2 separate regions of the Mus musculus genome follow, and region 2 is linked to region 1. The links are chromatin loops, found by intact Hi-C in ENCODE. Cell type or tissue: heart. All regions are shown on one strand.

The links. A loop is a pair of places that touch in the nucleus more often than their neighbours do. Peaks named below come from ENCODE experiments on the same cell type or tissue, not always from the same donor. Only the 100,000 strongest peaks of a DNase experiment are listed, where the experiment ranks them.
Region 2: it touches region 1 in a loop (2.4-fold over the local background); 2 of 42 quality-filtered maps call a loop at or near these places.

Annotation. Positions count from the first base shown.
Region 1 is chr12:76,529,286-76,537,285 of GRCm38, forward strand. Plekhg3 (pleckstrin homology domain containing, family G (with RhoGef domain) member 3) reads left to right here and starts at 4,275. Exons shown (of 19, transcript NM_153804.4): 1 at 4,275-4,533. Mir5135 (microRNA 5135) reads right to left here and starts at 3,927; the gene lies at 3,849-3,927. In heart, no CTCF peak of the experiment used is centred here; DNase peaks (open chromatin) are centred at 4,216, 4,706, 5,746, 6,536 and 2 weaker places; H3K4me3 peaks cover 4,208 bases; H3K27ac peaks cover 3,821 bases; H3K27me3 peaks cover 1,551 bases.
Region 2 is chr12:76,398,322-76,406,321 of GRCm38, forward strand. Hspa2 (heat shock protein 2) reads left to right here and starts at 5,855. Exons shown (of 2, transcript NM_001002012.1): 1 at 5,855-5,968; 2 at 6,208-8,000. The coding sequence starts at 6,213. 4930426I24Rik (RIKEN cDNA 4930426I24 gene) reads right to left here and starts at 5,673. Exons shown (of 4, transcript NR_166810.1): 1 at 4,836-5,673; 2 at 4,474-4,574. In heart, CTCF peaks have their summits at 3,540 (motif pointing right) and 6,953; DNase peaks (open chromatin) are centred at 4,930, 5,870, 6,730, 7,060 and 1 weaker place; H3K4me3 peaks cover 3,441 bases; H3K27ac peaks cover 3,152 bases; H3K27me3 peaks cover 1,383 bases.

The DNA.
Region 1 (8,000 bases):
TGTAGCTCAGTAGAAGAACACTTGCCTAGCGTGCATGAGTCTATGAGTTCAAGTCCTAGCACAAACAAACGACAGTAAGAACAGAACACTCCCTTCCCCCACGCTCCCAAAACCCAGCCTGACCCATCTGTTTAAATTGTAGTTAAAATGTACAATTCTGGCTATTGTGTAACTCAGTGCGAGAACCCATGTTTAGCATGGGTATAATTTCCAACACAAAACCCCAACTCAGCAGTTAAGAATAACTAGTGCAATTGTCACAGTATTTCAGAGTCCTGAACTTGTTAGCAGCAATTCCTCATTCCTCCAACCCGATTCTGTGCAGTTTATACAATATTTGGTTCTTTGTGACTGATTTCTCGGCAATATGCTTTCAAGCTCACCTGTGATTCGGGACGTCATTCTACTGTATTCCACGTGACCTTCTCTTTACCACCAGCAGTCGATGGCTATTTGAGTTTCTATTGTGGGTCTGCTACAAATAATGCTGTTTGAGCATTTATGTTCACAGTTGTGTGTGGACAGGTGTTCTCATGTCTCCTAGGTACATTCCTGGGACTGGAATTGTGGGTCATAAAGCGAATCTATGTTTAATCTTTGAAGAACGGCCAGACTGTTCTGCAAAGCAGGGACAGCAGCTGTGTGAGAGAGAGGGTTGTAGTTTCTCCCAGTCCTTAGGAACACTGTCATATGCAGCAGCCTTCACTGTTGGTTTTTCTTTGCATATCCTCTGATAAAGTTGTGGGTTTGTGTTTGGTGCCCATTTATATAGCTTTTTGGAGAGATGTCTATTCAGACCCTTTACACATTTAAAAATAGGTTGTCTTTTTATTGAATGGTAGGGTTGTGTGTGTGTGTGTGTGTGTTACATTTCTCCCATTCTTCCCCCGCCCCCCATCTTCCCCACCTCCAGCCCCCCAGGGTCTTACTATGCAGTCCTGGCTGTCCTAGAACTCACTATGTAGACCAGGCTGGCCTTGACCTTAAGAGATCAGCCTGCTTCTGCCTCCCAAGTGCTGGCATTAAATGTATGTATACATCACCATGCCTGGCCTCTTTCTTTTTTTTTAAGACAAAGTCTCACTCTATATTCCAGGCTGGAGTCTCTATGTGGCCCTGAAAGCCAGGATCAAATGCCTGGCAATTTTATTTTCAGTCCTAGTCACAGAACCTCATACATGTAACTGAAGCAATCTGCCACCGGGCTTGCAACCCCTAGACCTTCACTCTTCTAATACAGAAAAGTTTGATACTGTGAAGTTTATCATCTTTTTCCCCCCTTTTGTTGTATGTGACACACTTTTTCTTGTTTTCTGTGGTGCTGGGCTTCAAACTCAGAGCCCTGTCCACGCTAGGCTCTGCTAAAACGCAACTTGCAACCCTGAAAGCACAGATTTCTGAGTGTAGTAGGGTCACCTTTGAGAAGGATTTCTTCCATGTTTGGGGATGAAGTTCTGTCAGCAGCAGCAAGCCATGGCCCCTCCTCACAGCCCGGGATCACAGCCCCAGGGGATCTCTTGCCTGTGTTTACATCCCTCCCTTTCCTGATGTTCACAGTGGAGCAGCAGAAATGACAATTGTGAAAACTCAATGGCCTTGGCGTCTGGGATTTGAAGCTTTCATGCGAGGCTTGGTAGCAGGCGGTCAGAGGCAAGGGATGAGAAACTGCATTGGTTCCCTGTGAGTCATCTTGACTCTGGTTGTTTGGTTTTCTCATCCATAAACTAGGGAGAACACCTCCATTCTCCCTTCCAAGTGGAGGGGCTGAGATGATGAATTAATTTGTATTTGTTAGACACCCTGAGACCTCAGATTAAAGGCATTACTGAGACTCAAGGTGTTATTATAATAATAAATGATTTAATAGCAGGGCGAGGCCGCTCGCTGAAGCAAGAGCTGGTGGGAAGGCAGAAAGGCTCAACGCTGAGAAGGGGGCTGCGGCTCGGCTTGAGACCCTGGTCCTGACACTGACTCTTGGAGGCTTGGAGGTAGGAAACTGATTTTTTATAAAATCTTGCTTGTTTCATCTGGCTCCAGCATGGCCTTATTGAATGCTTCTTACAAGTTCTGCATAGTAAGATTACAATCTTTTCAGGAAATGGGCATATAAATTAAAGCAATTAGAAACAACTCGAGGCTTTAGAATCAAGTTCAGAATGGACTAACAAGTGTCTAGAAGGAAGTGGAGAAAGAGCTGGCTGGCTAAATGCAGTTTTCCCTGTGGGTAGAAACTCCCAGCTCTACCACCCACTAGCAGTATGACCAAGCCTCAGTTTCTCCTGTAACCGCAATTGTTCTTGTAAAATGCTCAAAGGTTAACACAGTAAGCACTCCAGTGTCGCCCCCTCAGACTACGCCCCTTGATGCAATTGATCTTGGCCAGACTGCTCCATCCTTAGAGCCTCAGTATTCTTCCTGCAAAATGGGAGTAAGTGTATTCCTGCCTTAGTGATTATAAAGTGCAGTGCACTTGGTAGCACCATTCCCTAACCATTACTATCATCAACATTTTATTTTTCTTTTCTAGCTAAGGAGCCAGTCATACATTCAAAAGTTTTAAATCTCTGGATTGGGGCTGGGGGACGTCTTTGGAAGTTGGGAGTTTAAGATTAGTAGGAAAGGACTGGTAAGATTTAACAGATTAGAGAAGAAACCAGAAACCCAGAAAGTTCGAGGTGGGAAGGAGTGGGGCTTCTCCCTTTCCCATCCCACCCCGTAGTTTTATCTCTCTCCCCCGTTCCCGGGTAATCTTGTTTCTCACCAGTGCTGTCCTCTAGTCTGCCGCTCTTCAAGCCTAACCTGTGGACTAAGTAACGTGAGCCTTACTTTCTGGCCCTCCCGCAGTCAGGAGCAAGGACTACTTTAATCTTTACTCTTCCCAGGGATCCCGTTTCAAAGTCACCTGAAAGCCATTTCCTCTCTCTCTGCCCCGCCCCTCCCCGTAAATCACTAGGTGCTTGCTTTTCCCTGGGGCAGCTTTTTTTTTTTTTTTTTTTGAGGGCAGTGGTGGAGGAGGGGATTTTATAAGCTATTTAGGATTTTCACTTGTCTACACTTGGCGGTCTAAATGCTGAGTTACTGGGGTCGATTCTCCATTCCTGTTCCAAGAACCTGGTGCCATCGTTTAACGCAGGAGTCCTACTTCTTCTGTGATCTCACACTGGGCTCCCATCTCCTACCCCTCTTCATGGTGCGTACTGGGGACAGCATCTAATGCTACCTCCCCTAAGATCTTTACCAATGAAAGATTTATTCTTAGTGAGGTGTAGTAGCGCACACCTATAATTCTAGCACTCTGGGGGATCACTCAAGAGTTCTGGGCTAGCTTGGGCTACAAAGTGTGGGCCTGTTTCAAATCAAAAAATAAAATAAAAACAATAATTAGGGCGTGGTGGTGCACACCAGTAATCCCAGCACTCCGGAGATAGAGGGTGGAGAACCATTACTCTCAAGATTACCCTCTGCCAGTCTCAGATAATTGAAATCCTGCTTCAAAAACAAAAACCACACAAAAGATTTATGTTCTTGCTCAAAATCTAACTGGTTTGTATTCTATGTGCTTGTGCTAATCATCCCCCAATTTTCCCATCCCCTAATTTCCCGGTACATGCCTTTTGTTGATAGATCGCACTCAAAATGGGGTCCACTGACATTCAGGTTCCTCGATCAGTTTTTCTCATTAACAGTCCCACTGAGCGCCGCGCCCCGCCCCGCCCCAAGTTATGCGCTTCTTATCTCTTTCTCCTCAGAAGGTAAGATTTTACAACTGTAAAGAGCCACCGAAACCTAGTTTCGGCGAGGAATTCGAGACGTGCCTTTCTGACTCAGCGGTCGTGGTGACCTGCTCCAGTAGGACCAGGACGCCCTTGCCACCTAGACCTGCGCTTCTCCTGGGAAAGTCTAGGTGGCTGGGCTCCGAGTCCTCTCTGGTCGGAACCTGGTCTGGAGGCTTTCGTTGCCCTCTCGGCGTGATATCAGGGCGGTGGCACTAGAGTAACCCCACCACGTGCGCCTTGGGATCCCAGAGTTCCAGGTGGCAAGGGGAGGCGGCCAGCGGGACCCACACGGCGGGCCACGCGCGTTAATCATTAGCCACGGCGGCCGCTGTCTACAGCGGGAGCCACAGCTCGCTCGCACCGCCGCGAAGGTTCCCCCGGGCCCCCCAGAGCCGCCAATTGCTGGATCGCAGCCGCGAGCGCAGTCTCCACCCACTGGAAACATTCCTGGTCCGCCCCTCCCTGGCTCCCTCCCTCTCCCTCTCTCTCTCCCTCCCTCCCTCCCGCCGCAGCCTGGACTCCGGCCGCAACTTCCTGCCCGGTGCTGGGGAACCGTGCGCATTTCGGGGGTCCCCCGGCGTCTGGTGCTCGCAGCGAGCAGAGGCTGGGACCGCGGGGCGGCCAGCCGTGGGCGGGAGCGGCCGGCGGCCTCTGCCGCTTCCGAGAGCGACTTTCAAACTCGAGCCCGCTTCGCGGCGCCACCTGGGCAGCCCCGCGCGCCTGGCGCGTCGCGAGCCGGCGGGGCGGCCACCGCTTGGTGAGTGTCCCTAGGTTTGCCTTTCTCTCTTTGCCCATGCTCGATTGGCTGAGTGGCAGCGCTCTGCGGAGACCCCAGGCTAGCCCTCTGTGGGATGAGGACCTGGCCCCGAGCTGCCTCGGACACACTCGGAGGAGGTTGGGTCGCGGGAAGGTCGTAAGGGGAGTCACTTTTTATCCCCACCCCGGAAACCAAAGCAGCATAGGCTTTGCAGAGTTTGAAATCCGGGCAGCTCTCGACATTCCCGCCACCCCTTCCTTGTGTGCCCTGACGCCCGTGGGCTAGTGCTTGCCTGAGACTGTGGGCTCTTCTAGAAGGACTCGCCTCTGGTCCCGCCAGCCCAGGAGTGCGCAGGCACTCAGTCTGTTCTGGGTTGGTGCCACACCGTGCTTCTGGGAATCTCAGCTGCATGTCCAGGAGGATTAGAGTGGGTGTCAGAAGCCAAGTGTCCAGGAGCTGCAAATCTAGAGCCCCTTGATGCTGCCCCTAACAGCCTCTCCTTCACTCCCTTCAACTGGTTTGGTTATTCACACCCTTCTCTCAGACCTTTGATTTGGGAAGCTTCAAGCTTCAGTCGTTCAAGATGCTCCTTTGGTGGTAACGATTTATTCTGCGGCTACTTTTGAAAACAAAGGGGGGAAAAAAAAACCGGAACAAGCCGCATGATGGTTGGAGGGTGGAGAAAGCGGCGCTGCGAGGTGGTGCTAAAAGTTGGGTGAGAGTATATCGTCTAGAGTCGCTAAACTCTTGGTAGATTAAGGGCTGTTAAGATTGTTAACCCTCCCAGCAACCGATCAGTACTAGAGCACCTTACAGAGAACCCTAGTCTTAGGGTTCCCAGTCTTCCAAACTGTGCTTGTTCAAGAGTGCATTCCAGTCACAATGAACCCTTCAGAAATAATTAGTGTGGAGTAAAATGACAGCCTGAGAGGGAGAGGCGATGTTCCCTGCTGTGCCTGGCCTTCCCCAGTCCCTCTGCTAAACTGGAATCTTGTGTTATAGATGCTCAGCATAAAACCTAGGGACTAAATACCAGAAAGCCAACTGTGGCGCTGCTGTTATTCCTTATGGTTCTGGGCTCACTGGATGGCTCACAGACCCCATCTCTCATGTAGACAGACTACTAAATGCCTGCTTGCCTCTGCTGGCCGCACTCTCTGGACTTTCCCGCTGGTGCTGGAAATCCGCTTTCACCCCTTCACTTAGTCTGGGCTGATAAGGGTGGTAGTCTGTTTTAGAGTGGCCTTGGGGCTTTTCTATTGACTTTTTATCAGAGGTGGCCCGACTAGGAGAGTGGGAAGACCACTGGGCTGAGAGTCCGACAGGATTTTTGCTAGAGGTTTAATGCTGGCTGTATTGCGTCACATCAGAGACTGATCGGGTCTGAGGCTTTTTTTCTTACATGATTGGCCTGAAGCCAGATCTCACCCTCTCCTCACTCACTTATCTTTTCTGACTCAGTTTCCATACAGAGCAGCCTTTTTTCTTTATAGGGGATGTGGTAACAATAAAGGGGAGAAGGGTGTATGAGAAGTAGTCCATAAACTCCTATCAAAAAAAAAAAATAGCTGTGTAGTGGCTACAAGGAGCCCTTACATGTTTGCTGGTTATACCCCATGTGTGACACAGGAGATGGTGGACACCAGGAGCCAATTGTGGCAGTTTACACTCTCTCTGGCTTGTAATATCATAGTCCCAGAGTAAATATTGACTTTACCAAACCCGCTGCTATCTCAGGGTCACCGTGTTTATGCTTAGAACAGGCCAAAGGCCACGGCCTGAGCGATGGCCAGACCCGGAGGGAAGGGAGGAAGGTGCTGGTCCCAGATGTAGGGCTTGCTATTCCCACCCCACTCACCACCCTGTACAGGTTCTGGTCCTGAGACTGGAGGGTGCCACAAGCCGTGACTTGCCCTGGAGGGTTAACTGTGAAGCTGCTCTCTGTTGTGTTGTGGGTGGGGAGGACCATGGTGATGGGAGGTGTTGTCTTTGCAGCTGCACTGAGGGCTGACTTCAGTCCAGCCATCCCGGGCTGTTCTCCGGCCCAGGCCACTGCTCTGTCCCGCCTCTCTGGCCAGCTGCATGTCCAGAGGCCTTTGTTAAAGTACAGAAGCCCTCCCTACTCATTACCCTCCTTCCCCAGGACAGGGCTTGGCATTACTACAGACTGAAGGAAAGCTCTTCTGGAGCCCCCAGGTCCGACAGACCCGGGAGGCTCATCCCGAGGCCTCCAGTACTGCCGGGTACATACCATCTCTGTTGTCCTCTTTCCCTCCTCCTTCCTACATCCATGCATCTTAGATCTATTTTATTTATTCATCCATTTTTATCTAGCAGCGTCTATGTATGAATACAGGGCACCAGGGAACACGGCAGTGACTGAAATATAGTTTTTTTTTTTTTTTTTAGCAATTGTTGACCTGGCAGAGTGGAATTCTACTGGGGGAAGTGGACGGAAAACAAGACAGGTCATTGAAAGCGAGTTTAAAGTTATCAGGAAGGCATGCCAGAGAAGGTCAATATGAATGGTTGAGGACGGGAGGAGGTGACAGCTGTCCCCTAAGGAAGGGACTTTGGTGTTGATCATGAGATATTTTCTTTGAGCTCTGGATCCCTTGAGACCCAGGTCAGCATTCTGATGTGATTTTAGGAGCAGGGTTTGGAGTTGCACAGCCCTAGGTTTAAATCTCGACTTGACAACTTCCTAGCCCTGCAGCCATTTGTTGACTCCTTCATGTCTATTTCTTACCTGGAAGAGTGGAGCTAGTCATCCGGGCCTACTGCATGTGGTGTGGCCTTGTGAGAGTGAACAAAGAGATAGAGCATCTACAGCGCTTACCAAGCCCCACAGAGCTGCGCGCCACAGTGAATTCTTTCTCCAGAGGCGGCAGGGGATAGATATGTCCTGCCAAGTGCTAGCCAGGACTCTGGGTGAGAGGCATTTTTGAAGTATTGGGAAGGAGCAGGGAATTCAAAAGGAGGGCCGCTAGAAGGCTTCTGTCTGTCTGGTAGTGAGTGAGCCTCTCCATGCTACCCTGGATTGTAGCTGGTTGAGGATTCAGGACTCCCAGATGTGTGCTGGCCACTGTCCCTCAGATAGACAGGGTGACCTAGGGCAGCCCTGGCCTGCCTGGCTTTGGAATTCCCCTGCTTCCAGTCAGTTGGTGAATCACACCTGTGTCTAGCCTCTTTGCTTGGCCTCACTGTTCTGAAGCTGTCCACCCCTCTTCACCTTCATCCTCCGAGTGAATTTGGTTTACTAGGTGGAGGACATATTGAGATTAAGGACTGAGGGAGCGAGGGGAGAGGGTACAAGGGGAGAGGGTACACAGTGAGCAAGCTGATCAGGGAGAGTCTGACAGAGGTTCCGAGGTATACTGCAAAGACTTTAAATAAAGGCTCATCCACCAGGGACCAGAATGAATTAAAAATGTGGAGGTGAACTTGTGGGGGTCCTTCTACCATGC
Region 2 (8,000 bases), 130 kb before region 1:
GCTTGGGTGGGATTAGAAGGTCCAGGAGAATTCAGCCCTGTGCTCTTCTACCAACGAGCACTGGTCCACTACCGCACACATCACCTCAGGTCTCACATTAGCTCAAGGTCTCCAGCACAGGTGTTTTCAGATAGGACCCTGTCTCAATTGTTTGCCTCTGCAATGTCATTTAATACAGAAATGTGTGAGAGGATTTTTTTTCTTACCCAGGGGAAAGGTGAAATTGTTTTCAGATTGCAATAGTGTGCTTTGGGTAATGTGTGATAAACAGTGAGTGGGCTGGGAATATAGCCTAGAGATGAGGGAGGGGCATTTGCAGGCTTTGTGTACATGAAATCTTGGGTTCAATCACCAACGCCATGCCAAAAATCAAAAGCCACCAGGCGAGGCATTCCTACTGCATTCCAGAAACTCTTCTGGGGACTAGGGATTGATTGAAGAGTGTTTACAGTATGTTAAAGCTCTTGATTCTTTGACACATCTGTGGACATTTAGTCTTTGGATTAGAAAATACTTTGAAAACAGTCCATGTATGATCTGATAACGAGAAGTTTTACCTGTTGGGAATCAGCACTGGTTATGTGTAACTAATGAGACTGATGAATTTTGTTTCAGTCAAATGTTAGATGCTATTTTAAAACTCAATTGTAGGGGCTGGGGGAGGGTAGCTCAGTTGACAGAGAGCTTGTCTAATATGCACGAAGCCCTGTGTTCAATCCTTATATGAATCAACTGGGCATGTTGGCTCATGCTTATCATCTTAGCACCTGGAAGGGTAAGGCAAGAGAATCAGGAGTTTGAGGTCATCTTCAGCCACATGGTGAGTTTGAGGTTAGCCTGGGCTACATAAGACCCTGTCTCAAAAAAAAATCAATTATGAAAATATAATAAAAATACAATTACTAATAATCCTGCTATCTAAACTCTGCTATAGTTGTCATATACATAGAATTATTCTACTAATAGAATAAGATACAAAAGTTGGAGATGGCAAAATAGTTCATTGTTTAAGAACAGTTGCTGCATAATCAACAGTATCAGAGTTTGCTGGACTGTGACGGTGCACGTCTTTAATCCCAGCACTTGGGAGGCAGAGGAGAGCAGATCTCTAAGTTTGAGGCCAACCTGGTCTACAAAACTAGTTCCAGGACAGCCAGGGCTATCAGAAAAAACAAACAAACAAACAAACAAAAAACCTGTCTCAAAATAAAATAAAATAAAATAAATAAATAAAGCAAGATCCCAGCGCACATATAACAGGATGGCTGCACCCCCCACATCCGTAACTCCAGCTCCAAGTGTGTGCAGTAGGAAAGGACGATTGCTGGGCCTTGCTGGCTTCCAGCATACACAACCAAAAGCATCAGGCTCAGCAAGACAACCTGTCCTAAAGGAGTGGGCGGAGAGTGGTGGGGAAGACGGTTTACGTTTACAGTCTTCTAACTGTGTGAGTGCATGGGCATGCATTCAGGTGCATGTATGTTGGCAAATAATAATAAAAAAAAGCATACAGAAGTTGAGTATCTTCATTTCCACTTAATTATATCAAGGGCAATTTCCTGTGTTATCAAAATCTTGTACTCAGGGCTGGAGAGATGGCTCAGCAATTAAGAACACTTGCCGACTTTCCCTTTCCAGAGGCTCTGAGTTCAGTGTCCTGCATCCACCTCCACCAGCTCACGACTACCTGTAACCCCAGCTTCAGGTGATCCAAGTCCCTCTTTGGACTCTGTAGACACATACATACCATACAGGGGCACAGACACATATATAAAACAAATCTTAAAAAAATAAGAGGGGTTGGGGCTTTAGCTCAGTGGTAGAGCACTTGCCTAGTAAGCGCAAGGCCCTGGGTTCGGTCCTCAGCTCTGGAAAAAAAAAAATCCAAAAAAACAAGAAAAAGCCGGGCAGTGGTGGCGCACGCCTTTAATCCCAGCACTAAGGAGGCAGAGGTAGGTGGATTTCTGAGTTCGAACTCACCTGGTCTACAGAGTGAATTCCAGGACAGCCAAGGCTACACAGAGAAACCCTGTCTCAAAAAACCAAAAATAAATAAAATAAATAAATAAATAAGAGATATGATGATAAATGTTCCCAAATATTAATGCTACTGTAGCATTAGTTTTAAAAATCTTGGGCTGGAGAGATGGCTCAGCGGTTAAGAACACTGACCGCTCTTCTGAAGGTCCTGAGTTCAAATCCCAGCAACCACATGGTGGCTCACAACCATCCCTAATGAGATCTGATGCCCTCTTCTGGGGTTCTGAAGACAGCTACAGTGTACTTACATATAGTAAATAAATAAATCTTAAAAAAAAAAATCTTGTGACTAGCTGGGCATGGTAGTACATGCCTTTAATCCTAGCACTTGAGAGACAGAGGCAGACAGATCTCTGTGAATTCAAGGCCAGCCTGCTCTATATAGTGAGTTCTGAGACAGCCAGTGCTAAAAGGAAAGAAAAAAAATCCTGTAAATATATATACGCACATATTAAATATATGCACAAAATACTGTAAATATATATATTTACACACATATATACACGATGTATATATGTGTATATATATGTACACACACAACATGTGTGTATATATATATGTATATATATATACACACACATATACAGACACACAATTCACCATGGCATATATGTAACTGCTTTTTGTGTTAGATATTTAAGCCATTTCCAATTTACTGTTACCACCATAAATGATAGCACAGGCTTTTTCTATTATCTCCTTAGGAAGAACCCCACACAAGTTAGCATCAGATAAAGGGAATGGCCTCTTCAAGGCAAAAACAAAAACACTGCCCCATGATCATCCAGGAATACTGCAGTAATGGGCAGTCTCGGAAGGGTTTGCCTCTTTTGCTACACCACTGATAACACAATATTATCTGGTTTTAAAAAAAAAGTGCGGATTTAACAATGTATAATGGACTGTGATTTTAACTTTTAATTTACTTTGGGTTTCCTGTTTCAATCTATAGCTCATTCTGACCTGGACTCAGTATGCAGTAATCTTCCTGCCTCCTGGTCCTGAGATTAGGAACATGCCACCACACCCACCCGAACTTTTAAAATGAATTCTGAATTATCTAAAAGAAGAAAAAAAAAGCCTGTTTTAAAACATAATTATACATAAACACAGGAAATGTAAAAGATGTCAATATAAGATCAGTATGTGCTAACATTCTGTGACTGAAGAAGTGTCACATAAAGGTGCTATTACTGTATCTTTTGGGGGAAGGCTCAAGATACCGTGTACAGCGTGAAAATGTAATTTTACCAGGTGAAAAGTGCAAGCAGAAAAATGCAGCTAAAAACACAGGTATAGCTGCTGCTGTCATCTCAGTGAACTGTTAAAGATGCATGTGGTGGAAGATTACAAGTTTTGTCTGCAATGGCTTCATCAATAGGACATAGTTACTTCAGAAATGAAGCTCTAAGGGTCTCTGTATGAACCGGTTTTGGGCCTGGCAGCTCTCAGTCTTGTTTTGTTTAAATTGTAAGGAGAGTGCCTGAGTCATGTGCAGTGCCCTTGGAGGCCAGAAGAGGGCGTTGGATCCTATTGAACTGGAGGTACAAATGTTTGTTAGTCCTCATCTTAGGATGCTGAGAACTGAACCCAGGCCCTCTATAAGAGCAAGCTGCTAGCTTCTTAACTGCTGAGACATCTCTCCAGCCCGCTACCTTCCATATTTAAAGATTCATTTAAAAATATTATAATAATAACAATAATATAATAAAGGTGTTTTGTCTACATGGATGTGTACCATCTGCTTGCCTGAGGTTTATTTATTTTTTTACTTATGTATGTATGTATGTATGTGCGTGCCTTTATGAGTTTATGTGCACTTGAATACAAAAGCCCAAGGACGTCAGAGAGTGGTGACATTCCCTAGAACTGGAGTTAATGGTGGTTGTGAACCGCCATATGCATGTTGGGAACAGAACCCAGGACCCTGCAAGAGTAGTTAGTCCCCTTCCTAGCTGAGCCATCCCTTCAGCTCCATCCCCTCTCTTCCTCTTCGCTGAATTTCCCCAGAGCTGGGTATATAAGCACAGACTATCACATATGGTCTGATATTTTCTTTAATCCTTTCCTATTTCAAGTTTTTCTTCAGTTTCTTTCATGGAAAATAGAGAACTGCAGTTGCCAATGGCAAACGTGGTTTTGAAACTGTAAATTACATATAGGAATAGAAAGAATCTTTAAAACTTTCCCGATTAAGTTTTGTAGAACTCTGAGCTGGAGAGATGGCTCCGAGGGTAAGCACACTTACTGCTTCACCAAAGGACCTGGGTTCAGTTCCCAGCATCTGTGTCAGGTGGCTCAGGACCAAATGTCACTCTAGCTCTAGGGTCTCTAATTCTGGCCTCTGCACCACATTGCATACACACACACAGATAATTTTTTTTTTAATCAAAAGCTCTTTTAAAGTTTTTTATTGAATTCTGTCAACATTACCTTTTAGACAACGAAAACTTTCATGTTTCTCATACTGTCTTCTCCATCACTGTCTCACACGACTTACTGGCCAGTTTCAGAGGGGTGCTTCTTTCCTGGAGCTTCGAAGACAAAAACAAACAAACTAACAAACACCCCAAAGCACAAAAAGTTGCTTAACATATCCAGATTCTAATCTTCAATTCTGAACTCTTCTGCCCTCCTCGTCGCCCACATTCCACCACCTCAACCTCGATAAAGAATGCTTTTCTTACTCTCCTTTGCAGGAGTTAGGCATGTCACCTCCTCAGGGATGCTTTGATGTTTTCCCCTCAGGCTCTGTGTGCCCCTCCCTGCCCTCTGTTGTCACCGGACTGGCTTACCCCCTTATCACACGACTTAGGCCCGTTTCCCTTGTTCTTTTCATCTCATATTGGGCACCTGTCAAAGTTTTACAGCGACGACTGTCCTCAGCTTCCCATCCGTAAGGCGAGGCGGTCGTTCTACATTACAGGTCTCCGTTTTCCTGTAGGGAGTCCTTTTACAGGAGCCAGCTTCTGCCCACCCCCTTGTTCCAGAGAATACTTTCCAAAATTATTCTCAGATTCCGGCTAAACAAGTGCCAAAGACTCTTTTTCATCTACTTCCTCTCACAAGTCTGTGCTGCCAACCTATTCTTCTCATTCAACCGAACTCCGCGCAAAAGGACTAATTCCTTAACAAGATCACGCGTGCGGGGACGGGAGTCAGAGGGGTGACACTGGCTTATTACGCAGTGCCACCAAGAAGTCAAAACCGCCCATTAGGGCGCCTGAAAGAAAATAAACTAGGAAAGCCGAGGGAGAAAGTTGGGCGGAGGCGGCTCGCGAGCCGTAGCCGCTCGCGCTGCGCGGGAAGCCACCCGCCTCCCGGGTAAGCACCCCGCATCCTTCCCCGGTCGCGCACTTTCTGAGACGCGCTGGGAAGGGGGAGGGGTACTGACTCGTACCCGCCCAACTTCGCAGTCCCCGCCCTGGAACCGCCCCTCACCCAGCCCCAGTCCCCGCTACAGGAACAGCAGGGGCAGGGAAGGCGAGAACCGATCCCAGCCGTTCTGTATTCGATGCAACCGCCCTAGAAGGAATTCGGGCCCCGGGAGCCGAGTCAGTGGCGGCACCCGACACCGAACGGTACAGAAACCCTTTCGGAGGCCAGCGCCCCTTCCGTGCTGCCTCCGCGCGCCCCGCCCCGCGCCTCCCTGCCACACGCTTCGGATTCTGCGCTGCTCATTGGGCATCTGCCCCGCCAATCTGAAAGATGTTAGCGAATCACGCTTTAGAAAAGGCAAAGAGAACGGGAAAGGGGGCTTTCACACTGGCTCCCCTGGCGCGAGCTTAACGCCCCCAAAGCGGCTGGAGGCACTGGGCGGGGCTTCATTTGCATAACGGCCGCCCCTTGGTCTCCCTGCCCAAGGCTGGCGTCAAGCGCCTCACCCAACTAGATATCAGTTGGACCACCGGCTGGTCACTCCGACCAGGCAAGCCTGTGGGAGCGCCGGACGGGTTGGAGCGGGCGGGCCCGGGGACCGATTGGCTCTGAGAGTTTCCAGCAGGCAGGGAGGAGGGGACTATAAGAACCAGAAGCCCCGTAGAGGTCTCCGGGAGACGCTAGTCGCGCTCGTGGAGAGTTGTGAGAAGCGACCGTTGGCTCAGGTCCCGGCTTGCGCTTGCCTCTCCTGACGCTTTCGTCCTAACGTTGCTTTGCCTGTTTTTTCAGTCAGGATGTCTGCCCGCGGCCCGGCTATCGGCATCGACCTGGGCACCACTTACTCGTGCGTGGGGGTATTCCAACATGGCAAGGTGGAGATCATCGCCAACGACCAGGGTAACCGCACCACCCCCAGCTACGTGGCCTTCACTGACACCGAGCGTCTCATCGGCGACGCCGCCAAGAACCAAGTGGCCATGAACCCCACAAACACCATCTTCGACGCCAAGCGGCTGATCGGACGGAAGTTCGAGGACGCCACAGTGCAGTCCGATATGAAGCACTGGCCGTTCCGAGTGGTGAGCGAAGGTGGGAAGCCCAAAGTGCAGGTGGAATATAAAGGGGAGATGAAGACCTTCTTCCCTGAGGAGATTTCTTCCATGGTCCTCACTAAGATGAAGGAGATCGCCGAAGCCTACCTGGGGGGCAAGGTGCAGAGCGCAGTCATCACTGTTCCTGCCTATTTCAACGACTCGCAGCGCCAGGCCACCAAGGATGCGGGCACCATCACCGGCCTCAACGTGTTGCGCATCATCAATGAGCCCACAGCAGCGGCCATCGCCTACGGCCTGGATAAGAAGGGCTGTGCGGGCGGCGAGAAGAACGTGCTCATCTTTGACCTGGGCGGGGGCACCTTCGATGTGTCCATCCTGACCATCGAGGATGGCATCTTTGAGGTGAAGTCCACGGCCGGCGATACCCACCTGGGTGGCGAAGACTTCGACAACCGTATGGTCAGCCACCTGGCGGAGGAGTTCAAGCGCAAACACAAGAAGGACATTGGGCCCAACAAGCGCGCTGTGCGCCGGCTGCGCACCGCCTGCGAGCGCGCTAAGCGCACCCTGAGCTCGTCCACGCAGGCCAGCATAGAGATCGACTCGCTCTACGAGGGCGTGGATTTCTACACGTCCATCACCCGCGCCCGCTTCGAGGAGCTCAACGCCGATCTCTTCCGAGGGACCCTGGAGCCGGTGGAAAAGGCGCTGCGCGATGCCAAGCTAGACAAGGGCCAGATCCAGGAGATAGTGCTGGTGGGCGGCTCAACCCGCATCCCTAAGATCCAGAAGCTCCTGCAAGATTTCTTCAACGGCAAGGAGCTGAACAAGAGCATTAATCCCGACGAGGCGGTGGCCTACGGCGCCGCTGTGCAGGCGGCTATCCTCATCGGCGACAAGTCGGAAAATGTGCAGGATCTGCTGTTACTCGACGTGACTCCATTGTCGCTCGGCATCGAAACAGCTGGCGGTGTCATGACCCCACTCATCAAGAGAAACACCACGATCCCCACCAAGCAGACGCAGACCTTCACTACCTACTCAGACAACCAGAGCAGCGTGCTGGTGCAAGTGTACGAGGGCGAACGGGCCATGACCAAGGACAATAACCTCTTGGGCAAGTTCGACCTGACTGGGATCCCCCCAGCACCCCGTGGGGTCCCCCAGATCGAGGTCACCTTTGACATCGATGCCAACGGCATCCTTAACGTCACTGCTGCCGACAAGAGCACCGGTAAAGAAAATAAAATCACCATAACCAACGACAAGGGTCGGCTGAGCAAAGACGACATTGACCGGATGGTGCAGGAGGCGGAGCGGTACAAATCGGAAGATGAAGCAAATCGCGATCGCGTGGCAGCCAAAAATGCGGTGGAGTCCTATACCTACAACATCAAGCAGACCGTGGAAGACGAGAAACTGAGGGGCAAGATTAGCGAGCAGGACAAAAACAAGATCCTCGACAAGTGTCAGGAGGTGATCAACTGGCTTGACCGAAACCAGATGGCAGAGAAAGATGAGTACGAA